Regions from separate parts of the Homo sapiens genome. Here region 2 is linked to region 1. Evidence: read pairs that join two places in POLR2A ChIA-PET (ENCODE). Cell type or tissue: endothelial cell of umbilical vein. All regions are shown on one strand. Links, peaks and the distances in the headings refer to the core of each region. The heading gives the core; the rest is flanking DNA. Region 1 overlaps TKT (transketolase). Region 2 overlaps DCP1A (decapping mRNA 1A).

Evidence for each region. ChIA-PET counts read pairs that join two places held together with the same protein. Peaks named below come from ENCODE experiments on the same cell type or tissue, not always from the same donor. Only the 100,000 strongest peaks of a DNase experiment are listed, where the experiment ranks them.
Region 2: POLR2A ChIA-PET joins it to region 1 with 11 read pairs; 8 of 35 experiments call an interaction of 5 or more read pairs at or near these places.

What each region holds. Positions count from the first base shown.
Region 1 is chr3:53,234,845-53,240,217 of GRCh38, forward strand. It overlaps TKT (transketolase), which reads right to left. Exons shown (of 14, transcript NM_001064.4): 5 at 139-330. Among named protein-coding and RNA genes, the nearest start is that of TKT, 18 kb to the right of the region's middle. RefSeq lists an enhancer at 1,529-2,337. In endothelial cell of umbilical vein, for the core only: no CTCF peak of the experiment used is centred there; DNase peaks (open chromatin) are centred at 1,477 and 3,427; H3K27ac peaks cover 3,395 bases.
Region 2 is chr3:53,304,555-53,309,927 of GRCh38, forward strand. The region is part of intron 5 of DCP1A (decapping mRNA 1A); the gene reads right to left. Among named protein-coding and RNA genes, the nearest start is that of SNORD38C, 26 kb to the right of the region's middle. In endothelial cell of umbilical vein, for the core only: no CTCF peak of the experiment used is centred there; no DNase peak of the experiment used is centred there.

The DNA.
Region 1 (5,373 bases), core at 318-5,317:
AGTCAAATGCTAAAGAAAGGGACCTTTAGATGGTGCTTAAGGTCCCAGCTTCAGCTCCTGCACCTGCACCTGCAAAGCTGTGATCACAGACCACTCTCCCGTGCTGTGACCACACTCAGGCCACAGCCTCGTACATACCCGAAGGCCTCGCACCGCTTCTGGTAGATGTCCATCTGGTGCTGCAGTGGGGCCGGGTCACTCTGGCCCAGGCGATTGATGTCTAGAATGGCCACAAGGTTGTCCAGCTTATAGATGCTGGCGAAGGCCATGGCCTCCCATACAGAGCCCTCTGACAGCTCCCCGTCTCCCAGCAAGCAATAGACTCGGTAGCTGTGGACAGAGAGTGAATCAGGCCAGTCCCTCTCACCTGGACCCAGCTGGCTCCCACCCCCCCACCCATCCAAGGAGCCTGCATTCTGGGTAAAGGAGCAGCCACGCATGGATATGCAGAACAGATGGCATTTACACTCGAGGGGCAACAGTGTCACCAGGTTCCTGCAGCCTACCACAAGCCACACCCCAAGAGAAAATGGCATGAAGGAAGACGTCAGGAGCTCAGGAAGAAGTACTGGTTGTTAAGAAACAGAGGTCTAGGACAACAGGGATCTGGCTAATAAGATCTAGAAAAATGGGGGTTGTTGGAATGAGAGGAAAGTGAGGAAGGGTGGGTGAATAGGCTTGAGCCACCTGCTGCAGGGGACAGACCCCGCTGTGAACCAGAGGTTGGAGGAGGCCTTGGGACTGGCTGGGTGGGCCAGTGGGAAAGGGGAACCTTGGGAACCAAGCTCTGCTTCTGCCCGGAGGAGGGAGGTGGGCCAAGGAGGCCTGAGGCACTCTAGGCAACACCCTGGAGCAAGAGGGCTCTGGGGAGGATAGAGCAGAGGGCACTTGAGGACCAGGCGCTTCCTGGGACAGGCTCTCCCCAAGCTTCCAAGACTAGCTCTTGACCCCAAGACTGAAGCTGCACCTGGCTCTTTCTCTACCACAGGGGCCCTCTCCTCCCCTCAACACAGGCAACTGTGATCTTTTCAAGACAGTGAGACGTTAAAAAGAACACTGAACTTGGGATAAATTACCCAGCAAACAGAACGTTCCCGGCCTGGGAGATGTGAGGGGATGGGGGTAGCAGAGGGACGGCAGCAACAGACAGGACTTGTCTGAAGGTCGCGCTGTCAGGAAGTTGCTGAGCCAGGATTCAAACGCAGGTCTGACTGTAGCCTAGACTGTCCGCTCCTTGCCGTGCAGGCATGCAAGTAGGGTGAGGAGTGGTAGGACTTGGGGACCTCCCCTTACCCTGCCCAGTGTCTAGCTGTGTAGCCCTAGGAAATGAGGCTGGTGCCTGGTTGGGCTCAGAGGGGACATGGCTGCCCTCCTGCTCCTGCAGGAAAAGGCCCTCAACCCGGCTGCATGCTCAGCAGTCCAAGCCTCCAGGCCTCCCTGCCGCAGGGCCAAGGCAGGGGCAGCAGGAAGAGGCTGGGACAGCTAGCCACGGAGCTGTCAGCATGACTCAGCACTTCCACATGCCAGCAGGCCAGGAGCACTCCCTGCAGCCTCTCCTGCCTCATACTGCTCTTCTGTGGCCTCCACCACAGGAGGTGGTGCCCCTGTGGGGTACCATGGCCAGAAGGACAAAGCCTCAGGCCCACACTTCAGAGGCCCTATCCTGTCCCAGCCTTGCCTCCTCTTTCCCCTGTAGGTTTTGAGGGGGCCCAGAGACCCTGCAGGGACTCTGGTCTGGCACAGCAGCTCCAGAAAGGGGCCACATGATGGGGCTGAGCCAGAGAAGCCAACTCGACTTCCCAGAAAGGGATTCCAGGGAAGGCAACTGGCTGCCACCCCAAGCCCACACCCACTTCCAGGGAAGTCGAACCGAGGCTAGCACTGGAGGCCCAGCACAGCTTTGGCTTCGAGACTAGGGACAAGGCTAAGCCCTACAGGGCCATCAGGCTCAGGTCAGAGGGCGTGCTGAGGTCCCGAGGAGATGCCAAGGAAGGGGTTGTGAACAGGGAAGGGGCCTACAGGAGCCTGGGCTAACCCTGAGGCTTGGTATTGCCTGAGCTGTTAGAGTTAGGGGTGGGGGGCTGCAAACATCCATTCATGAACTAATTTGAAGAGAGGGAACCCTAAACAGAAGGTCGACATTTGTTGTAGAACGATTTGGAAACTACCTTACGTGTCCAACAACAAAGGACTGGCTAGATGGATTATAGCATCTCCATAAAACAGAATATTATGTGATCATTAAAACCAGCTCTCAGGATGTGTGCAGTGGCTCACGCCTGTAATCCCAGCACTCTGGGAGGCTGAAGTAGGGAGATGACCTGAGGTCAGGAGTTTGAGACTGACCATCCTGGCCAACGTCATGAAACCCCGTCTCTACTAAATATATAAAAATTAGCTGAGTGTGGTGGTGCGCGTCTGTAATCCCAGCTACTCGGGAAGCTGAGGCAGGAGAATTACTTGAACCCAGGAGGCGGAGGTTGCAGTGAGCTAAGATGGCACCACTGCACTCCAGCCTGGGTGACAGAGCAAGACTCCATCTCAAAAAAACAAAACAAAACAAAAAAAACCAGCTCTCCACTGTTAATATCAGGAGAAAAAGCTCATGATAGAAGGCTTGGTTTAAAGTGTAATACTAGATTTTATATTATACACACACACACACACACACACACACACACACACACACACTGGGATTACAGATTTGTAAGCTTTTCTCATGATAACATGGACAAAATACATCATTAGATTTAAATTGGGGGTGGGAGGCAGTGTGCTAAGAATAAGGAAAACATTGGTTGGGTGCAGTGGCTCATGCCTGTAATCCCAGCACTTTGGGAGGCCGAGGTGGGCAGATCACAAGGTCAGGAGATTGAGACCATCCTGGCTAACATGGTGAAAGCCCGTCTCTACTAAAAATACAAAAAATTAGCCAGGCGTGGTGGCACGTACCTGTAGTCCCAGCTACTCGGGAGGCTGAGGCAGGAGGAGAATCACTTGAACCCGGGAGGCGGAGGTTGCAGTGGGCCGAGATCGTACCACTGCACTCCAGCCTGGGTGACAGAGCGAGACTCCATCTCAGAAAAAATAAAAATAAAAAAATAAGGAAAACGTTCATTTCTTAATATCATTCTGTACTTTTTAAACAGGAGGGCAGGGAGAAACAGTGAGTGGAGACCAGTTTGCTCTATCAAGACGCTACCTCCGGGTGCCTGGCCTGACATGATAATCCCTGGATGCCCTGGCCCCTTCCCCCAGGTACAGTCAGGGGCCTAGGCTCCAGGCAACCCTGGCCCCAAGCCACCCTGGCTTCTGGGAACCCAGCTAAACTCCTTCTCCCTACACTGACTTGTTCCATTATGTTAGGGTCAGGAAATGCCCCTTCACAGGGAATTATTTCCAGCAACTGTAGGGAATAATTAACTCACATCTCTGGTTCTCTGCCAAATAAAATGCTCTTAAACATGCATCTCATTCTTTGTGTGTCTCTCTCTCTTTACTTCATGGTGAATCACTTCTGGGTGTAGCCAAGCCTGCCCCAAGGCTCACCAAGGAATGAAAGCAAACTGTGGTCAGGTGACACTGGCCTGAAGGGGTCTGGAAGGGACTGTGAGGCCTCCTTGGAGAGCCAGTCCTGGGGAAGGGCCTGCACACAGAAGGTGCTCCCTGCAGCCTCCTGTCCTTCAAGGACCCACAGTCTTCCCGAACCCCACTATGGCACTTCTGCTGCAGGAGTGGAGGACAGGGCAGTGGAGATGCCATCAGCTGCAGAACTGGGCCCTTCTCACACCCTGCGGGCTGGCCCCACTGGCCTTCCTCCTCTAGGAGGCTTCCCGCCCACAGGACTCCCCGAGCTCCTGTGGTGCCCTCAGCCTCTCCAAGAGCAGCCTGGGTACCTCCACCACCAACTGGATGGCCTAGGCCAGCATCTTGCCTCAGCTTCCTCACCTGTAAGACGGGTCACGGTTCTCACACCACTACCCAACTCACAGGGGGCTTTTAAAGGTGGAACCCAATACAGCACATGAGCACTGAGCACAGGGCCTAGCCCCCAAAGGGCAAAGGAACCCTTCTGATGAGTGACTGACATGGTTAGGCTCTGGGTCCCCACCCAAATCTTACCTTGTAGCTCCCGTAATTCCTACTGGTTGTGGGAGGGGCCCAGCAGGAGATAACTGAATCATGGGGACAGGTCTTCCCCATGCTGTTCTCGTGATGGTGAATAAGTCTCACAAGATCTGATGGTTTTAAAAACGGGAGTTTCCCTGCACAAACTCTCTCTTTGCCTGCGCCTTCCACATAAGATGTGACTTGTTCCTCCTTACCTTCCAGCATGACTGTGAGGCCTCCCTAGCCATGTGGAACTGTAAGTCCATTAGACCTCTTTTTCTTCCCCAGACTTGGGTATGCCTTTATCAGCAGTGTGGAAACAGACTAATACAGTGATTATTCTTTAAAAAAAAGAATAATTTTTTTTTTAAAGAGGCAGAGTCTCGCTCTGTAGCCCAGGCTAGGGTGCAGTGGCTCAATCATGTATAGCTATAATCTTGAAGCCCTAGGCTCAAGTGATCCTCCCACCTCAGCCTCCTATGTAGCTGGGACTACAGGTGTGTACCACCATGCCTGGCTAAGTTTTGTATTTTTTGTAGAGAGAGTCTTGCTCTGTTGCCTAGGCTGGTCTGGAACTCCTGGCCTCAAGCAATCCTTCCCTCAGCCAGCCATTATTCTTAACAGTTTACAACCTCATCCCCCCAGGCCATATCTGACCACCGCAGACAAACTTATGGCTAGAACCTTCCTGGGGGGCCGTTCCTACAAATCACCTGGTGGGCGCTAGAGCAGCACACCTTTCTGGTCAGGCTCATCACCCACCCTCTGAAGGCTCAATCTCTCAAATGTTTGTTTCTTCCCTGCTGATAGGAGGTGGCTTACAGGTATCCCAGAACCCCTCAGAACATACAACCCTCCCCTTTACCAAGATAAAGGCAAGTGGCTCAGGCCTGGGCTCCTGGTGCCTAGTCAGACAGGGGCCTGGGGGTGGGTCTTTCTGAGACTTCTGGGGTCTGGGCACAGGGCTGGGGGCAAAACAGGAAGTCCTCAGCCTAAGCACTCTGGCTGAAGAGCACATGATTGAGAGCACGCACTCTGTGCAAACCTGGCCCTGCCAGTCACTGCTGAGGGACCCAGGGCAGGTCCCTTAACTCCTGAGTGTTTCCTCATTTGTAAAGGGGGCCGGTCATGGCACCAGCCATAGCGGATGTTTAAAGAGCAAAAGAGGCCACGCATATGTATTACTCTGCCCTAGCCAGGAAAGAGGAAGAGTCTGGGGGCGATGGTGAAGGGTGGGTCACCCAAGGACCACTCCCCAAAACT
Region 2 (5,373 bases), core at 325-5,324, 70 kb after region 1:
TCACATATTCTTTTAATCTTATTTATTTGTTTTTCCAAGATGGAGTCTTGCTCTGTTGCCCAGGCTGGACTGCAGTGGCGCAATCTTGGCTCACTACAACCTCTGCCTCCTGGGTTCAAGCGATTCTCCTGCCTCAGCCTCCCGAGTAGCTGGGATTACAGGTGCAAGCCACCATGTCCAGCTGGTTTTTCTTTTTTTTTTTGTATTTTTAGTAGAGACAGGGTTTCAGCATGTTGGCCAGGCTGGTCTCAAACTCCTGACCTTGTGATCCATCCACCTCGGCCTCCCAAAGTGCTGGGATTATGGGTGTGAGCCACTGTGCCCAGCCTGATTTTATTTTCAAATAAAAGCTAACATATGGTGAAATGAATTTTTAAGGGGGTGTACAGTTCTATTTATGTCCCTATCAGCATAATCAGGATACAAAACAGTTCCATCATCCAAAAAAAAATTCCCTTGTGCTGTCCTGTTGCAGTCATGCCCTCCCTCCACTCCCGGCAACTAGGTCTATTCTCTCTCACTCTAGTTTCGTCTTTTCAAAGATGTCATATAAATGAAATATAAGTAGAATGCCAGCTTCTTGCACTTAGCATAATGCCTTTAAGGTACATCCAAGCTGTTGTATGGTATTAATAGTTCACTCCTTTTTATTGCTGAGTAGTATTACATTATATAAATACGTGAGTGTTTAACCATTCACTCACAGAAGCACATCTGTGTTGTTTCCGTTTTTTGGTAATTATGAATACAACATCTATAAACATTGATATAGGTTTTTAAGTGGACAAAAATTTTTTTTTCTTTTTTTTTTTTGAGACGGAGTCTCACTCTGTTGCCCAGCCTGGATTTTAGTGGCTTGATCTCAGCTTACTGTGCTCTCTGCCTCCCAGATTCAAGCAATTCTCTTGCCTCAGCCTCCTGAGTAGCTGGGATTACAGGCGCGCGCCACCACACCCAGCTAATTTTCATATTTTTAGTAGAGACGGGGTTTCACCATGTTGGCCAGGCTGGTCTCGAACTCCTGACTTCAGGTGATTCACCCTCCTCGGCCTCCCAAAGTGCTGGGGTTACAAGCGTGAGCCACATCGTGCCTGGCAAAATTTGTTTCTCTAGGGTAAATACCTAGGAGTGGTACTTCTTGGGTCATATGATAAATACATTTTTCTTCTAAAAGTTTTATAGTTTTATATTTTACATCGATGACACATTTTGAGTTGATTATTCTCTAAGATGTTATTAGGTTAGGTTTTTTTTGTCGCATATGGACATCTAATTGTACTAATATTATTAAGTTACCATTAATGTGCTCATGACATTAAAAATGAAAATAATCTTGTTCTTAAAAAGAATCCTCAAAAAATGATCAGACCAATAGATGGACATGGAATTATGGGTTATGAATTCTTGAATATTTGTGCTATCTGATCCGGCATCTGATGAACATCATCCATGCCAAAACCGACACCAAAAACAGTTCAGAAAATGCAAGATATGAGATTTTTTTAAAAAGCAGCCCTAAACTCAGTTCACAGACAGATTTTCTTGATACCATGCTACAGACAATTAATGCTTATCACAGGAGTAGGTACTCAAATATTAAATGGATGGCATGTGTTTTTTCCCACCCAAATGACTTAATCCTTATATTATTTCAGAACATCATTTACTCAGTGTTATCAATTTGAATAGCGGCGGAACATTTGGTGAAAGCCTATGAAATATCTCAATCTTTTAACATGCCTCTGTTTGCAACATCACTATCAACCATATCAACCCCATTATGTGGAATGCTTGGAACTGAATTATATTACAGAAAATATAAAGTTAAAATATTGTTCATAACAAGTTCTTAAAACAGAAGGTATAAATGTTCAGAAACATTAAAAAGTTGGGGCTGGAAGCAGTGGCTCCCAGCACTTCAGGAAGCTGAGGCAGGAAGATCACTTGAGACCAAGAGTTCAAGACCAGCCTGGGCAACATAGTGAGACCCCATCTCTACAAAAAATAAAAATAGAGACCATCCTGGCTAACACTGTGAAACCCTGTCTATACTAAAAGTACAAAAAATTAGCCAGGCGTGGTGGTGGGCGCCTGTAGTCCCAGCTACTCGGGAGGCTGAGGCAGGAGAATGGTGTGAACCCAAGAGGCAGAGCTTGCAGTGAGCCGAGATTGGGCCACTGCACTCCAGCCTGGGCAACAGTGCAAGACTCCGTCTCAAAAAAAAAAAAAAAAAAAAAGCCAGCCTGACCAACATGGTGGAGGCTGAGACAGGTGGATCACTTGAGCCCAAGAGTTTAAGGCTGCAGCAAGCTATGATTTTCTTTTGCTATTTTTTTGTAGAGATGGGACTTCACCAACCATGTTGCCCAGGCTGTTCTTTTTTTTTTTTTTTTTTTTTTGTGGACTGAGTCCTGCTCTGTCACCCAGGCTGGAGTGCAGTGGCGCAATCTTGGCTCACTGTAACCTTCGCCTCTTGGGTTCAAGTGATTCTCATGAACCTCAGCCTCCCTCAACCTCCCAAGTAGCTGGGACTATAGGCACATACCACCACACCCAGCTAATTTTTCTATTTTTAGTAGAGATGGGATTTCACCATGTTGGCCAGGCTGGTCTTGAACTCCTGACCTCAAGCAATCCACCCGCTTCAGCCTTCCAAAGTGTTGGGATTACAGGCGTGAGCCACCACACCCGGCCCCAGGCTGGTCTTAAACTCCTGGACTCAAGCAATCTATCTGCTTCAGCCTTCCAAAGTGCTGGAAGCCATATGCCACTGCCCCAAGCCCCAGATTTGTAATTTTTAGAGACAGGCTGGATAAGGTTGCAAAACCTTATCGGCAATAACTGAGAGCTGGGCTGTAAATGACCCTTTACATACGAACTAGCTCTCAACCTGCTTCAGTTCCACCCGGCCTGCTTTACTCACTACCATGGCTTCCCTGGCTCTTGGGGCATTTGATTTGCAATTCTTAAGTATAAGCAATAAAACTGGCTTATATTGTTAGGTTGTACTTTAATGAAAGTTCTCAAGAATTTAATGTATTTCTGATACTTGTGCAGGGCCTTTCTTGGAGATTTTGTGTTTGTTAATAACAGCATCCAGTGTTTGTAAAAATGAGGGAAAATGGGCAATCAGACAAACCTGCTGGAGGGTGATTTTATAATATTTGGTAAAAATCTTAAAAACATAAAAATGCTTTGATCTACCAATTCCATTTAAAGTAATTTATCCTAATAAAAAGTTAATGCTGTACATGAGGATTTTACAAGGATTTAGCTATAAGGATATATCGCCAAGTTCTTAATAGAATTAGAGAAGCCTAGGGTATCATTTATATAATGCACATAAGGAAAAATACACAGCTATAAATATCAGTTTTTTCAAAAACTTCATTCTACCAAAGGAAATCTCATAGGGATTCTCTGTGAGATGAATAGTTACTGTCAATAAAAAAGATAGTTATTTGGAACAAAACAGGTTACCAAAGAACATTAATAAATCTAATGTACACAAACATACCACTTACACTTGGACATATTTTTGCAAGGATACGTAACAAAGTATTAGCAGTGATTATTTCTAGGTGGTAGAACTATGATATTTTCTTCTTTTTGTTTACTGTAATTTTTGAATATAAAACGTTCTCTGTAAGCTGTTTTAAAAAAAGAAAAAACTTTTCTATAGTTTATACTGCTTACATAATAAGAAAAATAATGGTGTTCATGTTTATTTAGGTATTTATTTATTTTTATTGTTTTTTGAGACAGGGTCATGCTCTGTTGCCCAGGCTGGAGTGCAGTGGCAGAATAATAGCTCACTGTAACTTGGAGCTGTTGGGCTCGTGATCTTCCCACCTCAGCCTCCAAACAGCCAGGACCACAGGTGCACACCACCACACCTGGCTGATTTTTAAATTTTTTATAGAGATGGGATCTCATTATATGTTGACCAGGCCTGTCCTCAATCAATTCTCCTGCTCCAGCCTTCCAAAGCGCTGGGATTATAGACATAGCCACAGCGCCTGGCCTATCCTATTTTTTTCTTTTCTTTTTTCTTTTTAAGAAACAGAGTCTTGCTGTCACCTGAGCTGGAATGCAGCAGTTCAATCATGGCTCACTGCAGCCTCGAACTGCTGGGCTCAAGTGCTCCTCCCGCCTCAGCCTCCGGAGTAGCTGGGACTACAGGTGTGTGCCACCATGCCTAACTAATTAAAAAAAAATTTTTTTTTGGTAGAGACAAGGTCTTGCTATGTTGCCCAGGGTGGTCTGAAACTCGTGGATTCAAGCAATCCTCCCACCTCGGCCTCCCAAGGTGCTGGAATTATGGGCATGAGTCACTGTGTCTGGCCTCTATTTTTTAAGAACAAAAATACCCTGGACTTTAAAAAACTGTTTTGCAATTAAACTAAAACCAAACAAACAACCATCCGCACCCCCCTGACCAAAATCCAGGATTACATCCTATGGCTAGAAGCAACTCATAATGGGCCAAGTGTGGTTTCAACTATCTTTCTTTACATAAAAAATAAGAAAGTTGAGGCTAGGTACGGTGGCTCACGCCTGTAATCCCAGGACTTTGGGAGGCTGAGGCGGGCCAATCACGAGGTCAAGAGATTGAGACTATCCTGGCCAACATGGTGAAACCCTGTCTCTACTAAAAATACAAAAAATTAGCCGGTCATAGTGGTGCATGCCTGTAGTCCCAGCTACTCAGGAGGCTGAGGCAGGAGGATCACTTGAATCTGGGAGGTGGAGGTTGCAGTGAGTCGAGATCGCGCCACTGCACTGTAGCCTGGCAACAGAGCGAGACTCCATCTCAAAAAAAAAAAAAAAGGAAAGTTAATTAAAAGATATTATAGAAGTGCAATATCTTTCTTTTGAAGAAAATGCTTATTATACAGATTTTTAATTTTCAAACAGTCTCTAGGCTGGCCACAGTGTCTCACACCTATAATTCCAGCACTTTGGGAGGCCAAGGCGGGAGGACAGCTTGAGCCCAGGAGCTTGTCAAGATCAGCCAGGGCAACATAGTGAGACTCTATCTCTACAAAAAATAAACAAAATTATCCAAGCATGGTGATGCATGGCCTATAGTCGTGGCTAATTGGGAGGCTAAGATGGGAGAATGTCTTGAGCCTGGGAGGTAGAGGCTGCAGTGGGCCAAGATTGTGCCCCTGCACTCCAGCCTGGGCAACAGAGAGACCCTGTCTGAAAAAAGAAAAGAGTCTCATTATTACAAGTGCTCATTCAAAAGTCTGAAATTTCGTTCATTATATCATACTCAGCAGATAGCGGAGACTCAGAATCAGGATTAAATCCCAACACTGAGGCCTAGCTTGCACCCCTGCCCTTGATTGCCAATCTTCTGAGTCTTCA